Linked DNA regions of Mus musculus: regions 1 and 2 are each linked to region 3. A link is a loop called in an ENCODE intact Hi-C map of the cell type or tissue named here. Cell type or tissue: heart. All regions are shown on one strand. Links, peaks and the distances in the headings refer to the core of each region. The heading gives the core; the rest is flanking DNA. Region 1 holds the start of Tnks2 (tankyrase, TRF1-interacting ankyrin-related ADP-ribose polymerase 2). Region 2 has its middle 19 kb from the start of Tnks2. Region 3 holds the start of Fgfbp3 (fibroblast growth factor binding protein 3).

The links. Hi-C counts contacts between places; a loop is a spot of excess contacts. Peaks named below come from ENCODE experiments on the same cell type or tissue, not always from the same donor. Only the 100,000 strongest peaks of a DNase experiment are listed, where the experiment ranks them.
Region 1: a loop joins it to region 3, with 2.1 times the contacts of the local background. A loop is called at or near these places in 5 of 42 quality-filtered maps.
Region 2: a loop joins it to region 3, with 4 times the contacts of the local background. A loop is called at or near these places in 20 of 42 quality-filtered maps.

The regions. Positions count from the first base shown.
Region 1 is chr19:36,829,235-36,839,432 of GRCm38, forward strand. It overlaps Tnks2 (tankyrase, TRF1-interacting ankyrin-related ADP-ribose polymerase 2), which reads left to right and starts at 4,998. Exons shown (of 27, transcript NM_001163635.1): 1 at 4,998-5,502. The coding sequence starts at 5,304. In heart, for the core only: no CTCF peak of the experiment used is centred there; DNase peaks (open chromatin) are centred at 3,887 and 4,977; H3K4me3 peaks cover 3,829 bases; H3K27ac peaks cover 3,412 bases.
Region 2 is chr19:36,809,921-36,820,118 of GRCm38, forward strand. No RefSeq gene overlaps it. Among named protein-coding and RNA genes, the nearest start is that of Tnks2, 19 kb to the right of the region's middle. In heart, for the core only: a CTCF peak has its summit at 6,217 (motif pointing right); DNase peaks (open chromatin) are centred at 8,381, 8,741 and 9,441; H3K4me3 peaks cover 2,172 bases; H3K27ac peaks cover 2,048 bases.
Region 3 is chr19:36,913,068-36,923,265 of GRCm38, forward strand. Fgfbp3 (fibroblast growth factor binding protein 3) reads right to left here and starts at 6,532. Exons shown (of 2, transcript NM_028263.1): 1 at 6,505-6,532; 2 at 4,483-6,210. The coding sequence starts at 6,149. The coding sequence ends at 5,397. In heart, for the core only: CTCF peaks have their summits at 6,084 and 9,144 (motif pointing left); a DNase peak (open chromatin) is centred at 5,934; H3K4me3 peaks cover 2,102 bases; H3K27ac peaks cover 1,824 bases.

The DNA of each region.
Region 1 (10,198 bases), core at 907-8,906, 84 kb before region 3:
GGCCTAGAGGGCTTAGCCAATAAGCTTCCCTTCCCAGACATTTCTCCCTGTAAAATGTATTTAATCTCAGATCCACCCTGAGAAGTGGGGAATGGTTTCATGAATCCATTTTCTGCCATGACAATAAACTGCTTTTCATAGAGATCTGATGTGGGGAACCACCAAGAAGGCCTTTGCCTATAGAGCCGCAGCCTAACCTTCTGTAAAAGGCCTCTCTGAGCTCCCAGCCACAATCATCACAGAGCCAACCACCAAGGACAATCATCCCAGCTTGGACAAGCCTGAGCTCCCCCCACCCCCACCCCTGCCTCAGCCCCTGGGCTAGACAAAGTCCCCAGCCCTTTGCCCCCTACTCCACTCTCTGCTCTTCTGAGATTCCCAGTGGCACCTGGATGTCCAACAGCCTGAGAAACACACGGCCCAGGCCTTGTCGCAGGCCCAGGGTTCCCCAAACCAACCCTGGCTTCCCCACACCAGACTGTGCTTTCCCGCCCCTTGAGCAGTACCTCCTCACCTCCCTACAGCACCAGCTCCAGCATTCTCTCTCTTTTTCTTTCTCCCTCCCTCTCCCCTTCCTCCTCTAGGGATCAAAATTAGAGCCTCACACTAGAGTATTTGTATCATAAATAGACTGATGTATTCAACTTTACTGCCCCCCATCTTCACCAAATTATATAGCACATAATTTAATAGTATTGTTACATAATCTGCTGATCTCCAGAAACTTTTCATCTTATAAAACGGAAACTCTATGCACTAGCTGGTTTTGTGTACCAACTTAACACAAGCTAGAATGAGAGAGGAAGGAGCTTTAGTTGAGGAAATGCCTCCATAAGATCCAGCTGTAAGGCATTTTCTCAACTAGTGACCAATGGGGAAGAGCCCAGCCCATTGTGGGCTGCCATCCCTGGGCTGGTGGTCCTGGGTTCTATTAAGAAAGCAGGCTGAGCAAGCCAGTAAGCATCACCCGTTATGGCCTCTACAACAGCTCCTGCCTCAGGGATTCTGCCCTGTTTGAGTTCTTGTCCTGACCTTCTTTTGTGGTGAAGAACATTGTGGACGTATAAGCTGAATAAACCCTTTCCTCCCCAACTTGCTTTTTGGGTCATGGCATTTCGTTGAAGCAATAGAAACCCTAAGTAAGTACTCTATGATCATTAAATAGTCCCATTCCATCCCTTCCCCAATGCCTAACAATTATTCTGTCAATTTGTCCACTTTATAATCTTATGGTATGAATCAGGTTCTATAATAGGACTCTCTGAACCCATCAGCAGTTAAATAATGACACATGGACTTACTAATTTTTTCTTTTTTTTTTAAAGATTTATTTATTTATTATATGTAAGTACACTGTAGTTGTCTTCAGACACTCCAAAAGAGGGCATCAGATCTTGTTACAGATGGTTGTGAGACACCATGTGGTTGCTGGGATTTGAACTCTGGACCTTCAGAAGAGCAGTCGGGTGCTCTTACCCACTGAGCCATCTCACCAGCCCAATTTTTTTTTTTTTAAAGTATAGAATAGAGTTTATTCAGGGCATGGGAGGGGAGTTGAGAAGGTAGTAGACACAGAGAAAGGGGGGATGTGAGGAGAGAGAGAGAGAGAAAGAGGAAGAAGAAGAGGAAGAGGAAGAAGAGGGAGGAGGAGGAAGAGGAAGAAGAAGAAGAAGAAGAAGAGGAAGAAGAAGAAGAAGAAGAAGAAGCAGCCAATCATGAGCACGTGGAAAGAGAGGGGAGAGGGGAATAGGGCGTGGGGTGGGGAAGGGGTGAGAGGACAGAGTGGGAGCAAGAAGGCAAGAGTAAGAGATGACTTATTAATAATTATAAAAAGCCTAGGTCTTTAGCTTGGGCTATCTCCCAGCTAGCTTATCTAGCTTAATTTTACTAAAGAAACAAGATGTGCATGTAGTGGAAAGATCGAGTGAGGTACAGTGAGGAGGTAGCCATCTATAAGCCAAGGAAAAGGGTTTTGAGGAAACCAAAACACCAACCAACATCTTGATCTAACTTTTTTTTTTCGTTTTTCTTTTTTCTTTTTTCCAATTTTCTATTAGGTATTTTCTTCATTTACATTTCAAATGCTATCCAAAAAGTCCCCCCATACACACCCCACCCCCCGCCCCCTGCTCTCCTACCCTCCCACTCTCACTTCTTGGCCCTGGGGCATATAAAGTTTGCAAGACCAAGGGGCCTCTCTTCCCAATGATGGCCAACTAGGCCATCTTCTGCTACATAGCAGCTAGAGACACGAGCTACTGGTTAGTTCATATTGTTCTTTTTTTTTTTTTTTTGGTTTTTCGAGACAGGGTTTCTCTGTGTAGCACTGGCTGTCCTAGAACTCACTTTGTGGACCAGGCTGGCCTCGAGCTCAGAAATCCACCTGCCTCTGCCTCCCGAGTGCTGGGATTAAAGGCGTGCACCCCACCACGCCCCACTTTTTTTTTTTTAAAGGAATTTAAAACATCTATTTTGTGGTGTTTTGCTAAGGCAGCTCTCTGCAGGAATACAAGTGAACCCGTTTTGTCTTTGTAAGCTGGCTTCTCTTACTTAACATTATGCCCTCAGTAATCACCTATGTTGGGGCACAAGATAAGATTCCTTCTTTCCTGAAGCCTGAATGTTCTTCCTTGATATGCATTCATCACATTTCATAGTCATCCATTCATGGAACAATTGGATTGTTTATAACTCTTTGCTTTTGTGAGGATTGTATTATGAACACGATTGCAGAACGATTTGAGATCCTGGTTTCAAACTATTTGACTATATCTACCCAGAAGTAGAGAAGATGGTAGCTTTATGTTGAAATTTTTAATTAATTAATTTTTAATTAATTTTATGTTGGGTGTTTTGTCTGCACCATGTTTGTGCCTGCTGAGGGCCACAGATACCAGGATTGGTGCTATATGATTGTGCACCACCTTGTAGCTGCTGGGAATTGAACTCAGGTCCTAAGTAAAACAGTGCCCTGAACCACTAGACCATCTCTCCAGTCCCAATGTTTAGTTTTGTAAGGAACTACCAAGTGTTTCCTGTAATAATACACATTTTATGATCACATTAAGAGTGCCAAAACGATTCTAATTTGTCCATCTCACCAACATTTGTTGTTTGCTGTTTGTTTGCTTTTAGAACAGCCATCCTAATATGGTTTCTTTGTTAACTTCATTTCTCTAGTAATCAAGTGTTTTAAAAACAAGTTAGGCTGGGCTGTGGTGTTGTACGCCTTTAATCCCAGCACTTGGGAGGCAGAGGCAGACAGATTTCTGAGTTCAAGGCCAGCCTGGTCTACAGAGTGAGTTCCAGGACAGCCAGGGCTACACAGAGAAACCCTGTCTCGAAAAAGAAAAAAAGAAAAAAACAAAAACAGTTAGGGTTGAGGAGATAGATCAGTGAGTAAGTGATGCTGTATGATGTTGTTTAGATACACATATTGGGAGGAAATACATAAGCAGAAATCACTAAATAAAAAATTATAAAAATTGGGAATATATTTGGCAAGTCGATGAAATGAAGAAAAATGAGACAATCATAGTAGTAAGGTTCTAATCCTTAGGTATATTCATGAATAGTTATTTAGTAATAGGGATCAATTTAAATTTACACTAAGTAGTCTAAGAACATAATGGAATAAACATATAAGAAGGTACATTTACTAAAATGCTCAAGAAGTGTCCCTGCTTTTCTCCCACAGAAGTGAGTCAACGCTCCCTAACAAAAACTGGATTTCCTGAAAAACAGGTTAAGTAATTCACAGGGGAAATGCTTGTCAGCGTGCCAAAAGTCAGCACTTTCTTGCAAGCAAAATCTCTGTATTCCTTTCTTTCGGGTTCCTGAAACAAGATGTCACTACTACCTTAAACACAGCTAACATTCTTTCCAGGCTCCGCCCAACAGTTACCTGGCAACAGCCAGGTAGGCCTGGCTGTTTGTCCCCCTTCTCTCTCAGACTCTTCTCCTAACCCCTTTCTCCCTCTCTCCCATCCCCCCTCCCCCGTCTCTCTCCACGTGTTCCTGGCCGGCCTCTCTTCTTTTTCTCTCTTCCTCTGTCCTTCTCTGCCTCTACTCTCTTCTCTACTCCCCTTCCCATGCCCTAAATAAACTCGATTCTACACTACACCCGTATGGCTGGTACCTCAGGGGTAAGAAAGGGATGTTTCAGCATGGGCCTGCCCAGGAATCCTTCCCACCTTACCAGACCTGGCTCTACAAAACACATCCTTGTTGTTGTTGTTTTTTTTTTTTTAATAAAACACAATAAACACGAAAATGAATTGTGCACTTGTATTCTTTGATCAGAGAGAGAGAGAGAGAAACTTCGGAAAACTTTGATGTGTATGCTTTGTATCAGCACCTCGACCACATCCGGTGCAATGCTGATTTATGTATAGATCCTCGTCAGCGCTGAGCTAATAATTTACTATGGGAAGCGGAGCTAATCACAGCCACCCCACCCCCCAATTGTTGCTTTAGAATTGAGATGAACTTTCTTCGCTTTCTTGATTTATCTGGGGGCCGCTCATCCAAACTTCTCAGTAAGCGTAACGGATTCATTTCTGAGAAAACGCTTATAAGAAAAACAAAAGCAGATGCGGAGAGTTAAGGGAAGAGACACTGTAAAGAAGGCAGGAGGGGGAAGGGGTGAGAAATCTCCCAGGGGGAAGGTACGGAAGCAACACTGCAGAGATTTTCACGCTAAAACTTGCACAAGAAAATGCATAATCAGAACAAAACTTCCCAAGATTCGTCTTCGGTGTCTGAGCAATGAAACTCGTCTCGAGAAGTGTAGGCTTTAATAAAAGAAAAGGCAGCAAGACCTCTCGTTTTTAGCAGAGGCTCTGTAAAGATGGCGGTGGGCCGAAGCCCCTTCTCTTTCCGCAGCCAAAGGCTCTCCCTGCACATTTCCCACAAACCCCTCCGCGCGGCCCCGCTTGCCCAAACTGGCCCGGCCGGAGAGCAGCCACTGCGCACGCGCGAGCCGACGTCACGCGCGCTCCCAGGACCCGACCGAGCTGGCAGGAGTGGTCTCGGCCGCTTCCGCCGTCGCGTCGCTTCGGGGCTCGGCGAGCGGGTTCGCGCTGCCTCCACCGCGGTGGGGCAGCCGGGGCTCACGGAGCCGAGCCGGGGGCGCGCGGCGACGCGGCCATGGGACCGTGCCGACTCTGGTGACAGCGGGGAGCGGAGCGGCCCGGGCCCTGAGCGCGTCTCCTGCGGGGGGCCTCGCCCTCCTGCTCGCGGGGCCCGGGCTCCTGCTGCCTTTGCTGGCGCTGCTGCTGGCGGCGGCGGCGGCGGCCCGGATCATGTCTGGCCGCCGCTGCGCCGGCGGGGGCGCGGCCTGCGCGAGCGCCGGGGCCGAGGCCGTGGAGCCGTCCGCCCGCGAGCTGTTCGAGGCTTGCCGCAACGGGGACGTGGAGCGAGTCAAGAGGCTGGTGACGCCCGAGAAGGTGAACAGCCGCGACACGGCGGGCAGGAAGTCCACCCCGCTCCACTTCGCCGCAGGTAAACGCGGGCCCCGCGGCGCCTCCCGCACGCCCCACCTGCAGGCTCGGGCTTGCAGGCCGCAAGCCGCGCGGCGCTGCCCTGTCTCCGACCTTTCCCCAGGACTCTCACCCTGGCCGCCCGCCCTCCTCTCTCGGGGCTCGTGATGAGGGTGGGGTGAGCGTGCTCTCGGGAAGTTGTTTTTGAGGTTATGGGGTTTTTTGTTTGTTTGTTTGTTTGTTTGTGTGCTGGGAGGGGGGAAGCTTTGTTTTGTTTTACTGTATCAACAATACCTGCCCCGACTTCCGGTCTTATTACCCCGGAGGGCCTCTGCACACAAGAAAGGCTTAGTAGACCTTGTGATTTGAAAGAGTAATTATCTCCAAAAAATGGACCCATGTTTGCAAGTTTCATCGACACTCTTAGTAACCCCTTAAGTTCTAGCGGCCGTCATAAACTGAAATTTTAATTTAGGAGTTATTTTATTAGCTATTGGCTCATTAGAGTTAATTGGATTAGGTTTCTGGAGAGACTAAAACCGGAAATGGGCATGTTTGGGAGACCTGAGATCTACTTAGGTTGTGTGTGGGTGGCCTCTGCCTTACTCCCGCACAAGTCGGGATGGAAAGTGAGCTGAGAGACAAGATAGGACACGCACTTGAGCTTGGATCTAGGATTTTGAGTCATCCTGAGATTTATTGTAGATAGTTTGGAGTTACTTTTAACTACTGGGTTCTCTTTGTGGTACCAGCGTGTTGAAGTTTGCTTGTTGAGGTATTTATTTGAAAAGGCCAGGGATGGGAACCAACTTAATGATTATTCATGTTAAGGACAGTTTGTAACTTTTTAACCTCATAATCAAATAAGATCCTCTTAGCCTGGTAACATTTGATACAGTGTGCATCAGAATTGTTTAGCAGTTCTTTATATTTAAAAAAAAATTTTAGTTTCTTGTGTTCCTTAGGGGCAAAAATGGTAGACAAAAGAGTATAAAAAAAGATTTATTGTTTGTTTGTTTACAGGCATTGATTTTACAGTTCTTCCAATTGTAGGTCTGTTTGCTTTGACCTGTCCCTATTTTAAAATGTATGTACTGTCAGAAATCATGCCTCCTTAATTGATTGCCGGTTTGGGAGCAAGGGAAAAGTTTGGGAAAACCACAATTGGGCAGAAGAGAAATTTGCCTGTGGGCACTGAGAAGTGAGAGCATGAAGCCAAATCTCTGTTAGCAGTGTTGCCTTGCTTCAGCTAGTTTGAATTGTCTTGCTTGACCATTTAGCCAACCTATTTGGCAAATGGTCACAACCAAGTGCTAGATAATCCAAAGGGGTAATGTTACTTAGATTATGTACGCTTGATAAAAATAGCCAAGGTCGATCTTAGTTGCCACCTTTCAAGAATTTAATGTATTAGTGAGTTCATGTCTGAAAATAGTAGTATTTTGAGGTGCGGGTTGGGGACTTATGGTGTGACCTTGTTGCTCCCACACCATCCCACCCTCAGCTCTGCTCCAGTATGCCCCTCCCCCACCCACACGGATGGAATATAAGACCTTGCACATGCCAGACAAGTGTTCTGGCCTCTGAATGAGGTAGATTAGACCCTACCCCTGCCTCAACATATTAAGGAATATTTTACATGTATTTTATATTGTTTCTCCAGATTGAAATGGGAATTTAAATATTATAGAGAGCAATTCACCACTCAAAATTCACCTATATTGCCAGTTGTAGGTTGTAAAATTAAGAAGTTAAAATGTAAAAAGGAAAACATAAAATAATTACTAAAGATACTAGGGAGATGGCTCAGTGGATAAAGTACTTGCTTGCCTTGCAAACAGGAGGGCCTGAGTTGAGATCCCTAGCACCCACGTAAAAAGGCAGTTCTGTTGATGCACACTTATAGCCCCACACTAGGAGGTGGAGACAGAAGGATCCGTGGGACTTACTTGAAAAGCCATGAGCCCCAGGGTCAGTGCAGTGACCCTGTCTCAAAAATTAGATGGAGGAGAGCCATCGATGAAGATGCCTGCCCTGCCACCCACTCACACGCGCAGATACACCTAGCCTACCATATACACAGAAAAATAATCACTAAAGAATTGATATTAAGTCACAGTTTTAAGAGTCTTACATTTAAACCCTGCATAAAAAAATAAGGAGCTTTAAAAAAAATGGCTTTGTGAATTTTAAAATCCAAATTATTAGATTAATGTGGCACTAATCACTAATGAATTTATTCCTTTTCTGGATATGGAACTAGAACCTTGCTTGGCCCTACTAGACATATGTGCACCTGCTGAGCTATAGTCTCAATCAGCCCTGGTTTTTTTGTTTTTTGCTTTTTTTTAAAGATTTATTTATTTTCATTTATATGAGTACCCTGTAGCTATCTTCAGACACACACCAGAAAAGTGCATTGGATCCCATTACAGATGGTTGTGAGCCACCCTGTGGTTGCTGGGATTTGAACTCAGGGACCTTCGGAAGAGCAGTCAGTGCACTTAACCCCTGAGCCATATTGCCAGCCCTGTTTATTTTTAAGTAAAGTTGCTCACTAGCATTTTCTTTGTGAGTTACCATTTGTGTTTATGCAAGCATACTTTTGGATCCTCCTCTGCAGGTGGTGGTACTTGATAATTGCCTGACCAAGCAGTTACTTGTGTTTTTATTTTATAGAGAATTCATTCTTTTAGAGAAAAAAAAAAAAAAAAAAAAAGAGCCCAGCAGTGGTGGCGCAGGCCTTTAATCCCAGCACTTGGGAGGCAGAGACAGGCGGATTTCTGAGTTCGAGGCCAGCCTGGTCTACAAAGTGAGTTCCAGGACAGCCAGGGCTACACAGAGAAACCCTATCTCGGGGAAAAAAAAAGAGTTAGTGCTGAGAAAAAAAATTATTAAAATAGCCAGTTAAAGTTTAGAGGTTTAATTAAGGAGTCTAGAGGTTTGTCAGTAGGAATAAGATATATTCATGCTACAGAGAAGGAAAAAGGGTTTTGTATTTCCATCCTGGCCAAAGAAAAAATTAAAAATCAACCTTAATTTAGTTAATCAGTTGTCACTCCTTAGAGGAATTAAGTTCCATTAGTGATAAAGATAATTACAGAAATGGGTATTTTTCTTCCGTTAGCTGCCTTTTATTATTGGGCTAGGTTACATACTTCTGATATGATCTTTAAGAAATCTTTATAAGGAAACAGTTACACAGAAAAGATTTCCTCTTCCATCTCTTCTTTTCCCTGCCTCCAACTACACAGATGCAGGATATGAATTGATTCTTTTCTTTTTCACCAAGTTCTTCTTTGGGGGAGACTTTGGCCTTTCTATAACCACCTTTATGAATGCTTGTTACCTGTGATGAGATGGGAATCATTCTTCTAAAAGTACATATGTTAAATGATTTTACAATGAAGAAGAATACTAAACTAATTTTTCCTTATTCTGATTCTTTTACTCTGCAATTTAAGAAGCCTTTTCTAAAAGCATTTCTTCCAGGTGGGTTCTAAAAGATGCAGAGGGCCAATAGTAGAACAAAGGACACATGAATGCCAAGAGGTGATGGATGGCAAGAGAAGACCTCATAGCAGTAATTTACTGTCTCCTTGAAGATTTCCTTCATGGCTTCTTGGTACCATTCTAGCTTTCTAATACAGGGGTATAGTAAGCAAACATCAACAACTATTAAATGTCTCATCCTCTGAAGGACTCCAGGAAACTAAGACATTCACAGTCCTTGTCCCTTATGGAATTAGCATCCAGGAGCTGGGTTTGGTAATCAGCTCTAGGAGACTAGGTAGGATAAGCTTGAATTTAAAGCTAGCCAGGCGCTGAGACACTGTACAGAGAGAAAGATGAGTGATACAGACTAGGAGATTACTAACCCGTGTATTAGATTACACATTTTGGTAAACGCCGAAACACTGGTATGAAGAGCAAAGGCTCAGTCCCTGCTCTTATGGTGCTTTCATCTTAGCAAAGGAAGAGAGACAGCCAACCAGTGTTAGATGATAACAGGCGGCAGAAATGGAGGCTGCTTACAGGTGGCCTTTTGGGGGGGGGTTGTTTTTTTTTTCCCCCAAGACAGGGTTTCTCTGTGTAGCCCTGGCTGTCCTGGAACTCACTCTGTAGACCAGGCTGGCCTCGAACTCAGAAATCGCCTGTCTCTGCCTCCCGAGTGCTGGGATTAAAGGTGTACGCCGTCCAGCAGGGTGGTGACTTTTAAATAGACAATTACTGAGCTATGTTATTTTTTTGGTTTGTTAGTTTGCTTTGTTTTTGTGGGTGGCGGTATTTGTGGTATGGTTTTTGTTGCTGTTGTTGTTGTTTGCATAGTCTCACTAAGAACCAGCTCCCTTTATATTTGTAATCCTTAAGCCTCCAAAGGACAGAGATTAATTACAGGTGACACAGCACTGAGATCCAGGACTCTGAATTCTGTGAAGTGAAAGGGTCATGAATAAATATCTTTGTTCATCACTGTTTCTCCAGTATTCTAGTTTCTGTTGCTGTGATAATAAAACACCACAACCAGAAGCAACTTGGGAGGAAAGGATTTATTTGGCTTCCACTTCTGTATCACAGTCACTCAAGAAGGGAAGGGAAGGGAAGGCAAGAACTAGAGCAGAAGCTGTAGGGTGTGCTGCTTACTCGCTTGCTCTATATGGCTCCTTACGATAGCTTTCTTACACTACCCAGAACCACCTATCCAAATGGACTGGGCC
Region 2 (10,198 bases), core at 1,531-9,530, 100 kb before region 3:
GTAAAATATATTATTTTTGCATAAAGACAATTTTTTTTCATCCCACACTATGCTTGTACATTCATTTATAGCCCATGTATATAAATCTACTTAGCTGCTTCTAATTCTTTCCTTGTTCCCATGGAAACCAACCTCCACATTTTACCTAGCCACTTTCCAAGAGAAGGACACCCAAGACACCATCCAAACAGCGAACACCATAAATAATGCAAAAAATAATAATAATAATGAGTAATTCTTGTGTGAATTTCCACATGAACAACCAATTTCATGAGGAAACGTGTCTGTACACGGCTCCTTCCTCTGAGACTGCTGATTCTGCCTGCTGTGTACAGACCCAATCTGGAGATTGAACTCCGGTCGTTAGACTTGGAAGGAAGCACCTTTGCCTGCTTTGCAATCTTGACATTTTTGTGTACAGTATGGCCTGTCTTGCCTGTATGGATACAGCGACCATGAAGGCCAGAAGAGGATGTCAGAGCCCCTGGAACTAAGTATAGGTAGTTGTAAACTGCCCAGTGTCAGAGCTGGTAGTGCAACGTGTGTCCCCTGCAAGAACAACAGTGCTCTTCACCACTGAGCCATTTCTCCAGACCCCAAGATGCATGTATTTTACTGTATGTAAATTGTGTGTGTGTGGTGTTTGTATGTGTGCTGCTAGGGAATGAGCCGAGGCCTTGTACAAACCAAACAAGACCTGTACCACTGAACCAGGTCCTCGGCTCCATTTTAAGGCATATAAAGTGTACATCAATAAAAACAGAAAAAAGAAAAACTTTAAGCATTCTAACCATCTATAGCTACACCTGCACACACACACACACACACACACATGTGCACACATATCCATTCTTAGGAATGCTTTTTTAAGGATTGGTATGAATTTTGAAAATCATTCTCAATTTTCCATTTAAAAGTAACACTTGGGCTTCCAAGTTATCACCTGGGTTGTCTAATCTGTTTTTGTGGAGATTTGCAAGCTGGTCTCCAGTTGAGCTGAGGTCTGAACCCCGGGAATGGTGATAATTCGCCTTCATGACAAGGTAGGTGTTCCCTCATGCTCCTGGAACTCTGGCTCCTGCCTAAGTTACTGCCCCCCACAGCCCCCACAAGAGAAGCATGGTCAGTAGTCATGTAGGCAATGGCCCAAGCTTCTGACCTTCAGGCTAAACTCCTCCACAGTTACCTAGCAACAATGAAGACCATAAAAAAGGGCTGTTCAGCCCCTGCTTGCTCTCTTACTTGTCTCCTTCTTACCCCCCACTCTCACCCTCTCTCCCCTCTCTTTGTATTCTCTCCTCTCTTCTCTCTCTTTGTCTTCTCTTCTCCTCTCTCCTCTCCTCTCCTCTCTCCCTCTTATTCTCTTTCTCTCTAGCCTTCTCTCTCTCTCTCTCTCTCTCTCTCTCTCTCTCTCTCTCTCTCTCCATTCTCTCTTTCTCCTGCATTTCTATAATAAAGCTCTTAAACCATAGAGAGTCTCTGCTCATCAAGATCCGCTGCACTCACTCTCGCAGGTGTTGGGAACCTCTCTTCCCTCACCCCTCATCCCTCTCTCCTATAACCCTGGTGGCTTTAGCAAGGTAGCTCTGGGGTCCCCAGGTAGGGCTGCCCCTTAGCCACCCCCTGAAGAGTGGGTCAGAGGCTTTAATGCCCACCCAGGGATGAGTGGAAAGTGTATGGCAGTTCTTCCATGCCTGACTGACCAGAGAATAGGTGGAGCTCTGTCAGGGTGTGGGTTTTCTCCCTCCCCCCTTCCCCTGGGCCCCCCTTTTAGTTTACAACATGTTTCCAGAAAATAATAATAATAATAAAAAACAAAAACAAAAAAAAATGGACTTGCTTTCAATTATTACCCAAACCCTACATTTAGTGTCATAGAGTCTCAAGCACGGTGTTTTGTCTTCCTGTCTTCAGCGATGGATGTCATTTATTTTCTACTGTTTTGGACTAGGTTGTTTGTTTGTTTGTTTGTTTTTAGAGAGTTCAGAGTTTTCCAGTGTAGCTGGGACTGACCTCAAATCTCCCTGATTTAGCCTCTCTAAGAGTGCTGATAGAAGTATATATCCCAATGACACACGCCCCTTCTCTCTGTCCCTCTCTCCCACCCTCCCTCAGACCAGTTTGTTTTTCAAGGTAAAGGAAATGAGTAAGATGCTACCTAAGAAGTCTCTACATTAGACCAACGATCTCTAGGTGAGCGGAGTCACACACACTGCCCCTCCGGCTGTTCTGCAGTACAGTCTTTCCCTTGTGGGCTGCAGTCACAGCACTCAGAATTAGTTCTGCCTGAGCTGCCCTGGCTCACGGGCCCAGCAGAGGGGAATGACGACTGCCTGGACCGTGAGGAGCAAGTCAGCAAGCAGCGTCCTCCATGGGCTCTGCACCTGCTCCTGCCCCTAGGTTCCTGCCCTGTTCCTGGCCTGGCTTCCTTTGATAATGAACAGCGATATGGAAGTGTAAGGCAAATAAAGCTTTTCCTCCCCAACTTTCTATTTTGGCCATGGTTCTTTGTCACAACAGTAGAAACCCTAAGACAGCTTCCCTCTCAATGCGGACTGTGGTTGGAACGTTCAGTTCTTCATAGGCTATTAGTGAGCTCTCAACTTGCCAAAGTCTATAGCAATGACTCTCAAACCCATATCCCAGGAATCAAGATGGAGTTCAGAGGAAAAAAAAATAATAAAAGGGTTTTTGTTCATGCACATTGAACAAGCATAGCCAGCAACAGACATACTGCTGCAGTATGAGAAACAGGAAGAAGAAAAGTGAGACAATAATCAAGATGGATCTAATTTGTCCACAAGCTTAGGATAAGAAGACATTTTCAAACGGTTTGAAGCGAGCTGGGCATGGTAAGTATGCCTGAGCTACCAGCTACTTGAAAGACTGAGGCAGGAGGATCTTCATTCAGTCCAGAAGGCCAGCCTGCAAAGTGTAGCAAAAGTTATTCTAGATGCTTTCTTTCTTTTTTTTTTTTTTTGTTTTTTTGTTTTTTTGTTTTTGTTTTTGTTTTTTGAGACAGGGTTTCTTTGTGTAGCCCTGGCTGTCCTGGAACTCACTCTGTAGATCTGTAGTCCAGGCTGGCCTCGAACTCAGAAATCCTCCTGCCTCTGCCTCCCAAGTACTGGGATTAAAGGCGTGCACCACCACTGCCCGACCTCTGGATTCCAAGAATGCTGGGAAAGGCCATTTTACAAACTTCCAGTGACTGCCTTAGTTGCTGCTCTATAGCTAACACTGACTAACTGGAACGTCTTATTTTAAAGTACTTATTGTATCTTATTTTATTTTTTTTAAAGATTTATTTACTTATTATATGTAAGCACACTGCAGCTGTCCCCAGACACACCAGAAGAGGGAGTCAGATCTCCCTACGGATGGTTATGAGCCACCATGTGGTTGCTGGGACTCGAACTCAGGACCTTCAGAAGAGCAGTCGGGTGCTCTTACCCGCTGAGCCATCTCACCAGCCCATCTTATTTTATATATTAATGTATTTTAAGTATTAATATATTTATTTTAAAGACTTAAAGCATTAAGATTTCATAAGGAAAAAAATGACTGTAGAAGTCAGGCCCTGGGTCTTCCTCCCAGCCCCATGCTCCCAGAAATAAGACTCAGACTCAAAATACATTTACAAATACCTTGGCCATATACCTAGGCTCTTCTCTGACTAGATCATAACTTAGATTAAACCATTTATTTTAATCTACATTCTGCCACATGCTGGTCACTTGTGCTCAGTTACAATGCATCGTGTCCTCACATCTCCTGTGCCTGGCTCTATCCCAGAATTCTTTGTCTCCCGGATGTCCCACCTTCTATTCTATCCTTTCCTATAGGCCAAAAGGTTTTTTTTTTTTTTTCATTGACAGGTGATGCAAATGATTATATAAATTTTCAAGAGATAAATGCTTCATTCTGTCAAGAAAGAAATGCGCAGTACAGGAGGTATATTTTAACCCTGTGACCAAGGCTGCTGAGGTGCTTCCTTCATTGGGGACACGCTTGTCTTGTAGGCCTGCTGTCCGGAGTTCAGGCTCAGGGACCCTTGCAAAGGCAGAAGGCCTCTTCAAAGTTACCCTCAGGCTCAACAAGTAGGCCGAATTGCATAAGCCATAATGAGCACATTATACGTGATCATAATAAGAATACTAATAAACGGGGCCTAGCAAACACAGAAGTGGATGCTCACAGTCAGCTATTGGATAGATCACAGGGCTCCCAATGGAGGAGCTAGAGAAAGTACCCAAGGAGCTAAAGGGATCTGCAACCCTATAGGTGGAACAACATTATGAACTAACCAGTACCCCAGAGCTCTTGACTCTAGCTGCATATGTATCAAAAGATGGCCTAGTCAGTCATCACTGGAAAGAGAGGCTCATTGGACTTGCAAACTTTATATGCCCCAGTACAGGGGAACGCCAGGGCCAAAAAGTGGGAGTGGGTGGGTAGGGGAGTGGGTGGGAGGGTATGGGGGACTTTTGGGATAGCATTGGAAATGTAAATGAGCTAAATACCTAATAAAAAATATTAAAAAAAGAATACTAATAAATTAAAAATGCAATCAAACTCTGTAGCATAACATCAAAATTCTTTCTTAGAGCTACACACAGCCAGATGTTTGGAGTGTCACCATCTGCCCTGACAGAGCAGGATGTGCTGCCCAGGGGCGAATCTCTCCTAAATTTCTGGATTCACATTCAAGCCAAAAGCCCCAAACTATTAAAGCTTATCAAAACGTGTGCCCCTTTCATTTTTTTAGGAACAAAACCCAGGATTTTGTAAATTCAAGGTGAGGGTTCTACCACTAAAAGCTGCAGCCCCCCCCCCACCGCCGCCCCATTTCTGACGACCCATAATTGTGAATTAGTTCTAATTTAGAAAGAAATCTTTTTTGTTTTTGTTTTTTCGAGACAGGGTTTCTCTGTATAGCCCTAGCTGTCCTGGAACTCACTCTGTAGACCAGGCTGGCCTCGAACCCAGAAATCCACCTGCCTCTGCCTCCAAGTGCTGGGATCAAAGGCGTGCTCCACCATGCCTGGCTTAAAAAGAAAATTTTTAAAACTGCATATAAAATCTGACCTAGCTCAAGCACTCATAACCAAACCGACTGTCATATTATTTATCATTTTAGTAGCCTTTGTTATTAAACTGCTAATAAAGTTTTAAGTGTAAAGTTGAAGTTCATGCATTCTAAAACCCAGTGATTGAAAGAGAACCTCAGCAGCTAAACGTTAGTGGCAGCCGCCTAAAACAGCAGTTCTCAACCTGTGGGTCGCAACCCCTTGGGAGTCAAATCGCTCTCTCACAGGGGTCACCAAAGACCATCAGAAAACACATCATGATTCATAACAATAGCCAAACTACAGTTATGAAGTAGCAATGGAAATAATGTTATGGTTGGAGTCACCACGGCATGAAGAACCGCATTAAAGGGTCACCGCATTAGGAAGGTTGAGAACCACTGGCCTAGAACACCATGGGTTCAACCACTACCACTGCAATGTAAACAAGCTGCTCGGAAAACCCATCTACCTCAGTGCAGACTCAAAGCAACGCTTGCGTTTGCTGTTCTCTAATCTAAAGGCTCTCTCTCTACTCCCTGAAACGGGGAATAAAGGCCAATGCCCGCACCACACCGCACCGCACCACCCCAACTCGCCCTGCACCGACCGGGACTCGATCACCGATCACCGTACCAGACTCTACCCGCCCCGCCCCACCTCGCCCCTCCCCAGTCCCCAGTTCCTCTCACCACTTTCAGATCCAGACATAAGATAAGCAGTATCTGAATGTGGATTTTGTTTTGTTGTCTGGGTTTGGGGGCTTTTGTTTACTGCTTTGGGGGTCGGGGCTTATATTATTTAGTACTAGAGACTGAACCGAAGGTCTCGCACGTGCTAGGCGACCACTTTTCTGCTGAGCTACATCCCCAAGTCCTTCTTTTCATTGTTTTTTTTTTTTTTGTTTTGTTCGGACAAGGTGTAGCTGTCTGGCCTACCATTCACTATACAGGCCAGGCCGGCCCTGAATTCACAGAGACGTCCTTCCTCTGCCTCCCGAGTGCTATATAGAGTTTTATACAGGCCACCATACCCAGCCCAGCCATTTTCTTTAACAGCCTTAAATCAGCATCGCAGTTTGCGCTTGGGCTGAGCATTCAAATTTTTTATTTGCTGATCCTGAAATATTTGTAGACCTATTTCCACTAGGTGGCTGTCTTCACCAAGAAGTGTCAGCGCTATGCTGGCTTCTGGTAATTTGAAACCTTACATTTTATAGAGGTAGGCGTATGCGCAGTGGTTTAATAGACGTTCTCACGCAAGTATCAACCTGTGCTTCTCTTTTACGCCTTCACACTGGGTGGAAAAGGAAATATGTTTAAATGTGCCCTCAAAATAGGAAAGAAAAAAAAAATAGAAAAGAGATGTTTTGTTTGAAATTGAAACTATTTGTAAATGTACTTTTTAATTGATGTGTGTGTATATGTTTGTGTATGTGTGTGTTTGTGTATGTACGTGTATGTATGTATTTGTATCTGTGTGTGTATTGTGTGTGGATGTATGTATTTGTGTATTTGTCTGTGTGTGCCTACATGCTCCATGCACACGTGGGTGCCCTTGGAGGCTATAAGAGAGTGTCAGACCCCTGGAGCTGGCATTACTGGCAGTTATAAGCTGCCTGACAAAGGTGTAGGGAACTGAATCTGGGTCCTTGGCAAGAACATAAAGTGCTCTTAACTGTTGAGCCCTCTCAGCCGGGCACGCCTTTAATCCCAGCACTCTGGAAGCAGAGGCAGGCGGATTTCTGAGTTTGAGGCCAGCCTGGTCTACAAAGTAAGTTCCAAGACAGCCAGGGCTAAGGGCTACACAGAGAAACCCTGTCTCGAAAAAAAAAAAAAAAAAAACTGTCTCTCCAGCCCCTGAAATCAATCCATCTTTCTTTTTTCTTTCTGTTTTAGATTTGTTTATTTAATGTATAGAAGTATTTTTTGTGCAAGTACATATGTGCCCACATGCATGTCTGGTACCCATGGAGGTCAGGAAAGGATATGAATCACCTTATAAAGTACATGGATACTGGGAACCAAACCTAAGTCAACAAGTTCCCTCCACTGCCAAACCATCTTTCCAGTCCCCTGAAATTTTTCATAAAGAAATGTAAAGTGGGGGCTGAAGGGGTTGGAGAAATGGCTCAGCAATTAAAGACTGCTTGTTGCTCTGGTACCCATGTCAGGAGGCCCCCCAACTGCCTATAACCCCAGCTCCGGGGAATCTCGCACCTTCTTCAAGTCTCTGTGGGCACACACATACACGTGAAGTCTCTGTGGGCACACACATACACGTGGTATATACACACATGCACACACACAAAATAAGTGAATGAATAAAATGAGAACATAATTTAAAATAATTCTTTAAAAGTTTTAAAGAGAAGGTTGAAGAGATGGCTCAGCAGTTAAGAGCACTGTCTGCTCTTCCAGAGGTCCTGAGTTCAATTCCTGGCAACTACATGGTGACTCACAACCATCTGTAATGGGATCTGATGGCTTCTTCTGGTGTGCCTGAAGACAGCTACAGTGTACTCATATACATAAAATAAATAAATACATAAATATATACATACATAAATAAAAATTTTTAACGAAAGAAATGTGACGTATCTAATCTATCCACTCTTGGACAGATTCCCAAAGGACTGGAAGTCCACAACATACTTGCACACCGTGTTTACAACTGCAATATTCACAACATCCAGGAAGTGGACAAAGCAATTTGATAATACATATGCAATAGAATCTTAAGCAGCTGTAAGAAAATTAAAATTATGCCATTTGAAAAAAAAAAAAAGGATACACCTGGAAATCATGTTAAGTAAAATATAACAGATTCAGAAAAAAAATCCCATTTTCTGTCATATATGGAACCAAAATTTATGTGTGTTATATATGTTTGCATGTCACAAAACTAGAAAGGGGATGAGAAGAGGGGAGGAAGAGATCTTAAGGAAGATGAGAAATACTGGTCGCGATGGAAAGCGAACCCGTGACTGACTGGAAGGCAAGCAGGCGGCTGCTGCACCGGGAGGGAGTATAAGGAAAAGCAGTGGGGTAAGAAACGAAAGAGAACAATGTATAATGACACACATGTGTAAGACGCCAGGACCCTGTGTTCTTCCTATGTAGTCTATGATGGCTAGTGTCAATTTGACAAAAATCTTTTACCATCTGGAAAGGCTGGGCCCCTGAGGATGTCTTTGGGGAGTGCTTATTGTTAATTGATGTGGGAAGACCCATCTTAATTGTGGGAGGGACTTCCTGGACTTCCACAAAGGGAGTAGAAGAGCTGAGTAGGGAGGGACTCGGCAATTAGACTTGCTCCCATGTCAGGAGGCTCCCCAATTGTCTCCAGCTCCAGGGGATCTGACAGCCTCTTCCAGCCACCGTGCCCCCGCCCCCCGCGTGCATGTGTTCTACACACACACGCACACGCACACACGCACACACACAGCATGCATTCCTTACTCTTCTGCCTCTTGACTGTGGGTGCAGTGTGACCGGCTGCCTTTGCTTCGCCGCAGTGATGGATTTCTTTTGAACTGTGAGCCAGAATAAACCATCTCTCCCTTAATTTGTCCTTGTCAGATATTTCATCATGGCTAAGACCCTAACTTAAAAAAAAAAACAGGCCTACAGCTATGGCCGCCGCCGCCGCCGTCGCTGCAGCTAGAGGAGACCCTGTCGGAGAGACTCTGGGGTCTGATGGAGATGTTTGTTTCCTGAGATGGTCTGGTCAGTCGCCCGAGCCACCTTTGACCACCTTAAATCTCTCACTCTTTGTGGCTCAGAAGATTACAGATTTTCCAGGGCGACTTTGTGGATTGGGACCACTTCTTCCTTCATGATCTTGCTTCTTCCTGTTGTCTTTGAAAAGTTGCAAACGGAGCAACAGTAGCAAGCCCAGCAGTAGCTTACTTTTAGGGCCTCACACGGGGCTGTCAGGAGGAGTGCTAGAACTTCCACTTCCTGGAAAGATCTAGAATGTCACTGCGGTATTTGTCCTGGTAGGCGAAATTTGAAATTCATTTCTGTTTGAACTGCTTATTGTTTGGATTTTTTTTTTTTTTTTTTTTTTTTTTTTTGGGTTTTCGGGACAGGGTTTCTCTGTGTAGCCCTGGCTGTCCTGGAACTCACTCTGTAGACCAGGCTGGCCTCGAACTCAGAAATCCGCCCGCCTCTGCCTACCAAGTGCTGGGATTAAAGGCGTGCGCCACCACGCCCAGCTTTGTTTGGACTGTTTATTCTTTTTTTTTTTTTTTTTTTTAACCTTGGCACATCCATCTATTTGAACCGGGTGGGAACTTTCTCTGTTTCTCACGGAGGGACCCCAGGTGCACCTGAGCCCTTTCTAACGCCCTCACTTCCTGTTCTCACTCATGATGCTGGAGTACAGCCATGTGGAGGTCATTCCACTCTGTTCCCTTAGTAAAAGCTCCTAAGGAAGTTCTTACGTGCCCATTGTGGGAAAGAAGTAAACACCTCTGACCATTAACATTTTTTTTATTTTAAAGAATGGAAATGCTAAGACGTGTAAACAGTGTGGGACTGACAAAATCCATTACAGCTACAGTACAAAACAGCCACCAGGAATCCCTGGGTGTGCTGGAGAGAAGGGAAGCTAGCTGTAGCTTTAGCCAGAGGGGCGCTGAGCAGAGCAGGCCCTCATTTCCTCTGTACAGTTTGGCTCTTAGACCTGCATATGTATAAAAAAAGAAGTCAGCGCTCACTTTTTGTATTTAAATACTGAAAAAGAACTCCAACTGAAAAAAATTAAAAATAAAAACTAAAATATGAAGTTATACCCAAGAAGATCAGTGAAAGGCAGATAATATTTTTAAAATCCAATAAAGAAAAGAGAACAAAAAGATAAAAATAAAAATAAATCATCTTTGGGTAATGGTTTATGTTGTCAAATCAGAAAGCACTTGTTCTTGGAGCTTGAAGAGATGGCTCAGAAGTTAAGGATGCTCACTGATCTTGCAGATGATTAGGACCAGTTTCAGCAGCCTCATGGTGCACAACCACCCGTACCTCCAATTCCAGGCTCCAATGTCCTCTTCTGACCTCTGCTAGCACCTGCACACACATGGCACACATGCATGCACACAAGTATACATAAGCACATATAATTAAAAA
Region 3 (10,198 bases), core at 1,289-9,288:
GAACGGCCATTCCTGTCTAACACGGCATCCTGAAATGAGCAATGTCTGTGCTATGCTATACTCCCCAAGGCACGGCTGAAGTTTTCTCAGGGCTCCAATGCTGAGCCCCCTCCTACTCAATTCTCCTTAGTCCTTCTGTCTGCCTCTGTTGTCCTCAGGGTACTGCATGTCTGTGCATGACTGAGGCTCAGTTTCTAGTGCATCCTTGCCTAAATTCCGAGGAAAGGCAAGCGGCATATTACTTAAGCATAGTAAAGTTGAAGTTACACAAATCATTGGCAAAAGGTTAGTCACTGATCGTGCCTGTGTACAAAGATGGCTATAAAATATCCCTGGCTTGGGGGTACTCATCCAGGAAAAAAGGGGGGCCGGATTTGAGTGGATAGCTGGTACTTTATCACAAGGAACAATGGAGAAACGAGAGGTATATTTCCCTCCCCCTCCCTTTGCTTCCTTTCCCACCCATCTTGTACAGACAAAACAGGTCCTTCATCACTTAAACAAACCCTAGCCAAAACAGCCCAGAGGTTGGTTTCTTTTCTTTCTTTTTTATTTAATTATTTTATTTTATGAGACAGGCTTTCCCTATGTAGCTCTGACTGTCCTGGAACTCACTACACAAACAAGGCTGGCCTTATATCCACCTGCCTCTGCCTTGCAAGTGCTGGGATCACAGGCATGCAGCCAATTAATCCAGAAGTGATTTCTAATATTTTTTTAAGTTTTATTTATTTTGTTTATATGAGCACACTGTAGCTGTCTTCAGACACACCAGAAGAAGGCATCAGATCCCAACAGATGTTTGTGAGGCACCATGTGGTTGCTGGGAATTGAACTCAGGACCTCTGGAAGAGCAAGTAGCCAGTGCTTTTAACCGCTGTCTTAGTCAGGGTTTCTATTCCTGCACAAACATCATGACCAAGAAGCAAATTGGGGAGGAAAGGGTTTATTCAGCTTACTCTTCCACATTGCTTTTCATCACTAAAGAAAGTCAGGACTGGAACTCAAACAGATCAGAAAGCAGGAGCTGATGCAGAGGCCATGGAGGGATGTTCTTTACTGGCTTGCTTCCCCTGGCTTGCTCAACTTGCTCTCTTATAGAACCAAGATTACCAGCCCAGAGATGGCCCCACCCACAAGGGACCTTTCCCCCTTGATCACTAATTGAGAAAATGCCTTACAGTTTGATCTCATGGAGGCATTTCCCCAACTGCTTCTTGGTCATGATGTTTTGTCCAGGAATAGAAACTCTGACTAAGACAACTGCTGAGGGGCTGGAGAGATGGCTCAGCGGTTAAGAGCACTGACTGCTCTTCTGAAGGTCCTGAGTTCAAATTCCAGCAACCACATGATGGCTCATAGCCATCCATAATGAGATCTGATGCCCTCCTTTGGTGTGTCTGAAGACAGCTACAGTGTACTTACATATAATAATAAATAAAATAATGAATAAAATCTTTAAAAAAAAAAAGACAACTGCTGAACCATCTCTGTAGCCCCCCCACCCCAGAATTGATTTCTCATCCTGAAACTGTGCAGTCTACACTGGGTGATAGAAAGCCTGACAATATCTGGTTTCTCTTCTACCTCTGCACTATTTTTTGCTAGTAGATGCCCTTTACATGATGTCTGGGCACTTCTTCAGCTACAAGCACACATTTTGTTATGTTCAGGTTCAATTTCATATATTCAATATTCAAATATATATAACTTTCCTTTAAGATTCACACGCTATGGGCTGGTGAGATGGCTCAGCAGGTAAGAGCACCCAACTGCTCTTCTGAAGGTCCGGAGTTCAAATCCCAGCAACCACATGGTGGCTCACAACCATCCGTAATGAGATCTGACTCCCTCTTCTGGAGTGTCTGAAGACAGCTACAGTATACTTACATATAATAATTAATAAATAAATCTTAAAAAAAAAAAGATTCACAGGCTATTTTGGAATCCTGGTTCACTTTTTAAAATGATTGGAGATTTTCTTACTACTGATGATTTCTAGCATAATTATTTTCTCATCAGAGAACAGATTTTGCATTATTGAAGCTGTTTAGGATGAGTTGCAGTTGGTCTTGTTCAGAATATGGTCTGTATCAATGACTACACTAGGTTGGTCTGTTGTTCCTAGCTCTCCATGTGTCAATCAAGCCTGTTTTATGATAGTTCAAGTCTTTTTCCCTGCCCTCTTTTTTTGTGAGGGGCAGGGGTGCTCACTATGCAGCACAGGCTAGCCCATACTTATAATTCTCCTGCATCCACCTCCTAAGTGCTAGGATTACAGACTTCTGCCTTTACAGTTGGCTAACTGCTCCTCTGTGGTAATCTTTTGGGGGACCCTGTTTAACCTTGAACTTTGTGCAGAATATCAAAATGGAAAGTTTAACCCAGAGTTGTTTTTTTTTTTTTTTGTCAACAGAATGTAAAAAATTAAAGCAGACCTTTCAGGTGATAATTATGTGTAGGCAATGAGATATGATAGAAGGTTAGCATTTTATGAACCTACTAATACTCTTGTACAAATTTGCATTCTGAGTTAAGAATGCAGGGCAGATTGTCAGCATACTGAGACACTATGCTTAGCCACTTCCCATGCCTGCTAAGTAAAATTATAAAGGACCAGTAACTTAAGGGATTTTTTTTTTTTTTTTGAGACAGAGTCTCACCAAGTAGCCTTGGATCGGCTAGAACTCACGGTATAAACCATGCCAGCCTTGAATTCGTAGCTCTCCTTCCGCCTACCTCTGCCTACCTCTGCCTTCTGAGTGCCGAGTAACTTTGAAAACAGAACTAGAACACGATGGTTGTGTGTCTTTGATAATTCCTCTTTCTCCCACAGACAGAGCTACCAGCACCTTCCTCATTGACCCTTTCTGATCTCAGCCCTGACAGTAAGGAAATGCTAGTGTACCCTGGCAACTTTCCCTCCACTCTGCCTGGTGCCCCAGAGGAAATCATTCATCTTCCCCAGAACCTCCTCCTCCTCTTCCAGCTGACGCTTGTCTGTCTAGCGCGTCCTTCCATACTAGTCTAGATGTCCTAGACACAACACTCCTCCCTTTCCCTGACCATTTCAGTTGTCTTTTCTCCGGCTCTTTGAAGTCCGCCATCTCTCCTGGGTTACATCATGTACTTCACATGTTATATTTGTTGCTATTCGAGTTATTATGTCTGTGGAGAATTGCACGTATGATTCTAGAAGGCAATAAGTGTGCTTTAAAAACCCCAGACTTAGCCCAACCCAATCTCCAAAAAGACCTGGAGATACTGGGACTTCGCCAATGTCATTCAAAAGACAGATGGAGGGATCTGATCCCTTCCCTTCCACTGCAAGCAGCTGTTTCTTGTTCCCCAGCCAGGGTCCTGGCACAGCTCTTGGACACACAGACTTTGGTCCAAGAGCTATGGTCTTTTCTTCTTTCTTACAAAGACATTTGTTAGACTATCAGAGGGCATCCTGGGAGGGCCTGGTAGTCCTCTTTCCCAGAGAGATGAAAGTGTGATTCTAGCCACGGTTCTGGACAGTACAGATTTATTTCCATTCTTTTTATTGATGCAAGCTTTTTGCTCGTCTTTTTAGAGACTGTGTTTGTTGGGCCATACTTTTGGAGAATGGTCTCCAGATACCTTGAGTTTCCTTGGCCATGATTAATTTTATCGAAGGATCAGTGCTACTCAACACGTGACCACATAAGTCTACCCTCAGAGTATGATCCATCTGGATGTTCTAACAATTGCTTGAGTTCAGAAGTACACAAAATGTGTATAAAATAGTTTTTATGCCACAGAGGCAGATCAAATAGAAAAGGCCAGGAATTTGTTGCACTTACTAACATTTTTAAAGGGAGAGAGTAAAAAGAGAGGTATTCTACTTGGGAGGGTGAGGGTGGGGCTCCCACTGGCCTTGGGCTCAGGCTTAGGTAATATAAGGTAAGAAGATAACTGGACATGGTGGGGCATGCCTTTAACCCCAGCCACTTGGAAGCTGAGTCAGGAAGATTGCAGCATTCATGTCATGGCCTGCCCGGGTTGCAGAGCACAAGCATCTCACCTAAAACTTAAAACAAGTTTAGGAACTCCACAGGTCACCTCAGTTGGCATAGGAGCCTCCAGTCAAGGCAGAAGGCCTGAGTTCAGTCCCCAGGACCCATATGGTAGAGGGAGATAACTAACTCTGGAGGCAAGGTATACTCTGACTTTTGTGTGTGCATACATGCATGTAAACACATATAAGAACACACACACACACACACACACACCCCACACACAGATGATGGGGTGCTCAAATAAAGGTATATATACTTAGTAGACTAGGTAGGGGCCAAAGAGTACAATTCCCAGCATCCACGTGGCAGATCTCAGACCCATTTCTAAAGGATGGGATGTTCTCTTGTCTGTCCCACAGGATCCTCCATGCCCGGGGTACATAACCTCACACACACCCACAAAATAAAAATAAACAAATGAAAGAAATAGCAGAATTTCCATCATTTTACAACTCTTTAAATCCAATCAGTTTTTTTTTTTGTTTTTAATTAAAGACAGTTGTTACAACATATTTAAAAAACACACACATTTTAAATTTAATCACAGAAGAGATGAAGGGCCAAATGACCCAGATACGTGTTTACATTTTAGCTGATTTTAAAAAGAGTAATCAAAATTTAAAGGCTTGGAGTTTTTGTTTGTATTTGGAGATCTAGAGAGCACTGAACTTCTAAAATTCACTTCTGATTTTAGGTAGTTAATGAACTTTTCTGGACAGTAGGCTCAAAATTCAGTTAAAAAGTAGCAAAGGGACTGAAAAGCAATTGTCCTGATAATCCAGTCGTAGATTTATTATTTACCTATAAGGTTTTAATCTACATAGAAAGTGTGATGCCAGTCACACCCAGAGTTCATAACAATCCAGAAAGGGGGGTGGGTGGGTATTCATTTTCTCAAGTTGAAAACCAAGAAGATCTTGAAATATTCAACATGGTTCAGGTTCTTACTCACAGTTACATTTAATGAAAATGTGTTGATATACATTGTATCCCACTTCCTAGGAAAGATTCTCACCTCTTTAGTCACTTCATTCTTGCTAGTCTCAGCTTCTCTCCCTAGTCTACAATTTTCCCATACTTGATATAAATCTATTTGTTTCCACTTTTTCTTCTGCTCTTAAATCAGAGCTGAGATGCTTTAAAAAATAAAAATAAACATAAAATAAAAAACAAAAGCCCTCTCCAGCTGCTTCAGATTCTTCTTACCCTGACCCCTGACCCATTTTGGAATCCCGACTAGCCGACTAGCTTATTCTCCATCCCGGTTCCCTGTCCAAGGACATCTCCCGCCTCGGCTGCGCTACCCTCTGCTTCTCAGCACCTACCCCTAGTGCCCCTTGCCAGCCCGCAGCCTCAGCCATTCCAGAAGTTGACAAAGAAGTTGCAAAGGGAATGCCACTTCTCGGTGCAGTAGGTCTCAGTGAGCTCGGCATTCTGGTCCAGCCCATTGGGTTGGAATCCGGCCGCCGCAGGAGGCTCCGGAACTGGGTCTGAGCCCGCTTTCCTCCCGCCCGAGTTGGACTTCACTAGCAAGGGCTTCTTTTCCGGCTGGGAGCTTGGGGACCGCACCGACTGTCGCGACCGAGCCGGGCTCCGCGCCCTGGACCGGGGCGGCTCGCTGGGACGCGCGGGTAGGCTGGGGTGAGCGGGCGAGTGCAGGTCTGAGCCAGCCGTCTTGCGGGCGCACAGGCGTGGCGGCAGCGGCGCGGGGTCCAGGCAGGGCCGTGGTCTCCTGCGCAGCGCGCCCAGCAGCCGTCTCCAGTAGTGCGCGCGCCGGGCGCCGGTGGCCGCGCAGCGCTCCGGATGCCCGCGGTAGGCGCAATGCAGACTCGCCCCGCCCGGGGTCTGGCAGCGCAAGGCCAGCTCTCCGCCAGTCGGCGTCCCCGGGGCGGGTACCAAGAGCTGCCAGCTGCACGCGTGCTGCTCTGGACTCACGAAGCGACCGGAGGAGCCGACCGTGGGTCGGGAGGCCCGGGTCACTTCCCTGCCTGCTGCCCCCTTGTCCCTCCCGGCAGCCGAGAGGAGGCAGCCTCCCAGCAGCAACAGCAGCGTCAGCGGGGAGAGCGACGCCCGCGGCCTCGGAGGACTCATGCCCGCGTTGGCCATGCCACTCTGGGATTCCTGGGACCTCAGCGCAGGCAACAGGAGGCAAGGAGCATCCTAGGATCTGCGAATGAAGGCTACGGATGAGTCCCGCTCAGCCCTCTCCCTGGACACAGGAACCTGCCAACTCTCCTGACCGGACTTTCCCGAAACCAGTGTTCTCAGTTAGCAGGGAGAAGCCCCTTTAAAGAGCTGTCTGTCCTAAGGGAACAACTTAATGTTTAAGGAATCGTTTTTTAACATTCACTAAAATAGAAAAATGAAGTTTAATGATCACGCAACCACACACCCTCCACCCGTCACCAAACTGTCTACAAAATTATTTCAGATTAATCGGATACATGTACTTTTAGCTTACCGAATTCTAGAAGAGGTGGAAGGGCCCTATTGGAGTAGAGCGAATGACTGCATAAGGGATTAGTCTGTTTTAAACGGCTGTGAATGAACCTGTTATCAATGGGACAGAAGGGGCCTCCCCCTTCATGCCCCTCCCAGACTTCTCTCAGTAGGTTTCGGCCACTGCTAACACACACAGAAGATACACCCGCGTGCAGAAGCACGCGGAAGTGATAGAAGCAGCCATGTGACATGAAATATAAAATGCTGTATTTTGCTCTCACCGCTGAAAATAAGACAAATGTTAACAAAACTTTCTTTCCTTTTGAAACTTGTACATATTTATCTGGTCTATATATAGTTAAGAAAGATGAAATGAAACAATAATATTCAGAACCAGATGCTATTTGCAGGTTTTTTTTTGTTTTGTTTTGGTTTTTTTCGTTTTGCATTGCATGTATTTCTTCTGTGTGTGTGTACCCCAGAGATCCAACTCAGTTTGTAGGGCCCGGTGGGGTGACAAGTGCCTTTGCCTACTGAGTCATCTCAAAGGCCCCACTATTTTCAGTCTTTCTATTTATCATGTCACTCAGTTCTGTATTTTCATCAGTACATCCAAGTAGGGACATTTTGGTTTTTAACTATTTGGGATATGATAGATTAGTTCTAAATATTTTTTCAGAACTCAAAGGTCCTAAAAGGAATGATTTGCTTTGTGGTAGAAAAGTAATACAAATTCAAGTGGTGTAATGTTTAAGTAGTAATCTGTTCTTTGTATGCCTCTGTAGGAGGATAGAATTTGGGTTGGGTTAATTTTGCTGTTGTTTGTTTGTTTGTTTTTGGTTTTTCGAGACAGGGTTTCTTTGTGTAGCCCTGGCTGTCCTGGAACTCACTTTGTAGATCAGGCTGGCCTCGAACTCAGAAATCCGCCTGCCTCTGCCTCCCGAGTGCTGGGATTAAAAGCAAGCGCCACCACCGCCACCCACCTGCAAATTTTTTTTGTTTTGTTTTTTTTTTAAGGTTTATTTATTATTATATATAAGTACACTGTAGCTGTCTTCAGATGTGCCAGAAGAGGGCATCAGGTCTCATTATGGGTGGTTGTGAGCCACCATGTGGTTGCTGGGATTTGAACTCAGAACCATCAGAAGAGAGTTCTTACTCGCTGAGCCATCTCGCCAGCCCAAGGTTTATATATATATATATATAACATTTATAAAATAAAAAGAGAATTTTACATTTGTTTATTGTTTACTTGGTGTGTGTGCTCAAATGCTACAGTATACGTGAGGAAGTCAGAAGACAAGTTTCAGGAGTCTACTATCTCCTCCCACCTTGCAAGTCTCAAGAATTGAAGGATTCAACTCAGGTGGTTAGGTTTAGCAGCAAGTCTCTAATTTGCTGAGCCATCTTAGAAGACTCCCTTTTTAAAAACAGGGTCTCTTGGATCTTGAGTTTATTGTGTATCTGACTGTGACCTTGTATTTTAAGCAAAGTTATTTTTAAGCTTTGGGATTTTATATTCATCTCACTTTTAGCTCCATAGTATGTGGTCTTTTTTTACTTTAAGAGTATATTGCCGGGGCTGGTGAGATGGCTCAGTGGGTAAGAGCACCCGACTGCTCTTCCGAAGGTCCAGAGTTCAAATCCCAGCAACCACATGGTGGCTCACAACCATCTGTAACGAGATATGATGCCCTCTTCTGGTGTGTCTGAAGACAGCTACAGTGTACTTACATATAATAAATAAATCTTTAAAAAAAAAAAAAAAAAAAAGAGTATATTGCCAAGAGGCTGGGGAGACCCATGTGAGGGCAGAGAGGAATGGCTTCACAAGGTTGTCCTGTGATCTCTGATCAGTGCATACAAGCCCCTCCATTATACACAAGTAATAATAAAGTGGTTTTGATTTGTTTTGTTACAGCTTTTATTTCTCTAGGGAACAGGAATGTTGCTCACTGGTAGAGGACTTGCTTAGTGTGTTCAAGGCCTTTCACCTCTCAGCACTTAATTTCCTTATCTAATTTTGGTATTAATTATACCATTTTGTTTTGTTTTTTTCATGTTTGAGACAGGGTTCTCTGGGTAATAGCCCTTGCTGTCCTGGAACTTGATTTGTAGACGAGGCTGGCCTCGAACTCACAGAGATATATCTGTCTCTGCCTCCAGAGTGCTGAGATTAAAGATATGCACCACATTGCCTGGCTATACCAGTTAAATTTTTAATAAAAACATATTGGTACCTATGACATTAAGGAACACTAATGATAAAAAAACAGGAACTCTTAACGAAAGTTTCATAATACATTTCACAGATGTATTTAAATTTCTCAGAAAGCCAGGCGGTGGTGGTGCACGCCTTTAATCTCAGTACTTAGGAGGCAGAGGCAGGTGGATTTCTGAGTTCGAGGCCAGCCTGGTCTACAAAGTGAGTTCCAGGACAGCCAAGGCTACACAGAGAAACCCTGTCTCAAAAACCAAATAAATAAATAAATAAATAAATAAATAAATAAATAAATAAATAAATAAATATTTCAGAAAAACATTCTCTCATGTAAAGTACCAAAAGTAGTTACAGATACACCTCCTTGCCCACCAAATGCTCTGATATTATCAAGGGCTGGAAGGCTCTTGATAGATTTTTCAGCTAAAGTCTGACATCTTGTGGCCTTATTCTCAATTACATTAAAATTATGAGCTAGATCCACAGATGTCACAAACATCAAGAAGAAAAGGGAAGGGCACACAGAAAAATCAGGATAACTTCAAAAGAGCCGGGCAGTGGTAGTGCATGACTTTAATTCCAGCACTTGGGAGGAAGAGGAAGGCGGATTTCTGAGTTCAAGGCCAGCCTGGTTTACAGAGTGAGTTCCAGGACAGCCAGGGCTACACAGAGAAACCCTGTCTCAAAAAACCAAATAAATAAAAAAGATAAGTTCAAAAGCATGGTAAACGAAGCAGAGCTGGAGTAGCCTGGTGGCTCATGCCTGTAATTCCAACACTAAAGGCTGAGGCAGGAGAAGCACACACTCAAGGCTAGACTGGGCAGCATAGTGAGGTTCAGGTCAGCCTGAGAAACAGCAAGACTGTATTAAAAACTAGTAAAGAAGTAAACCACAAAATAGCATAAGGTAACCTTTTATAGCTGGAGTGAAGAGTGCTTACTGTACTGCTCTAGCAGAGAAGCAGAACTGGGTTCCTAGCAGCAAAGCCACCTGAACTCCAGTTCTAGGGGCCCATCACTGTCACCCTCTTCTCTCCTTGGTGGAACCTGTACTCACATGTACATACTGCCACACATACACAGGACTAGAAATAAAATCTTTCCAAGGGAGGTCCAACCCCATCAGCCCTGGGCTGTGAATAACAACTCTTCCCTCCTCTGAGAGTACATTTCAAGTGTTCTGGGTTCCACTTGTCTGAGCCTGCTGCTGGGGGGGGGGGGTGGTTTGTGGAATTTTCTCTCGACATTCCTTTTTATTCTGTAGCTCTCCCAGACTATGCTCTTGAGTGTTTGAGTTTCACGTGTGAATACAGTGGCTTTATTACTCTCCTCCATTAATGTCCTCCTACCCTTTCAGTTTCCTTCCTGGCCCTGACTGACCTTCTTCTCTCTTCTCCCAAGTGCATTCTAGCTGCCTCTTAGGAAGAAAGAGGTTGTAGGCTTGGAGAAGGTGGGGCAGAGCCTTTGAGTCCACCTGGAGAACTGTCTCCAG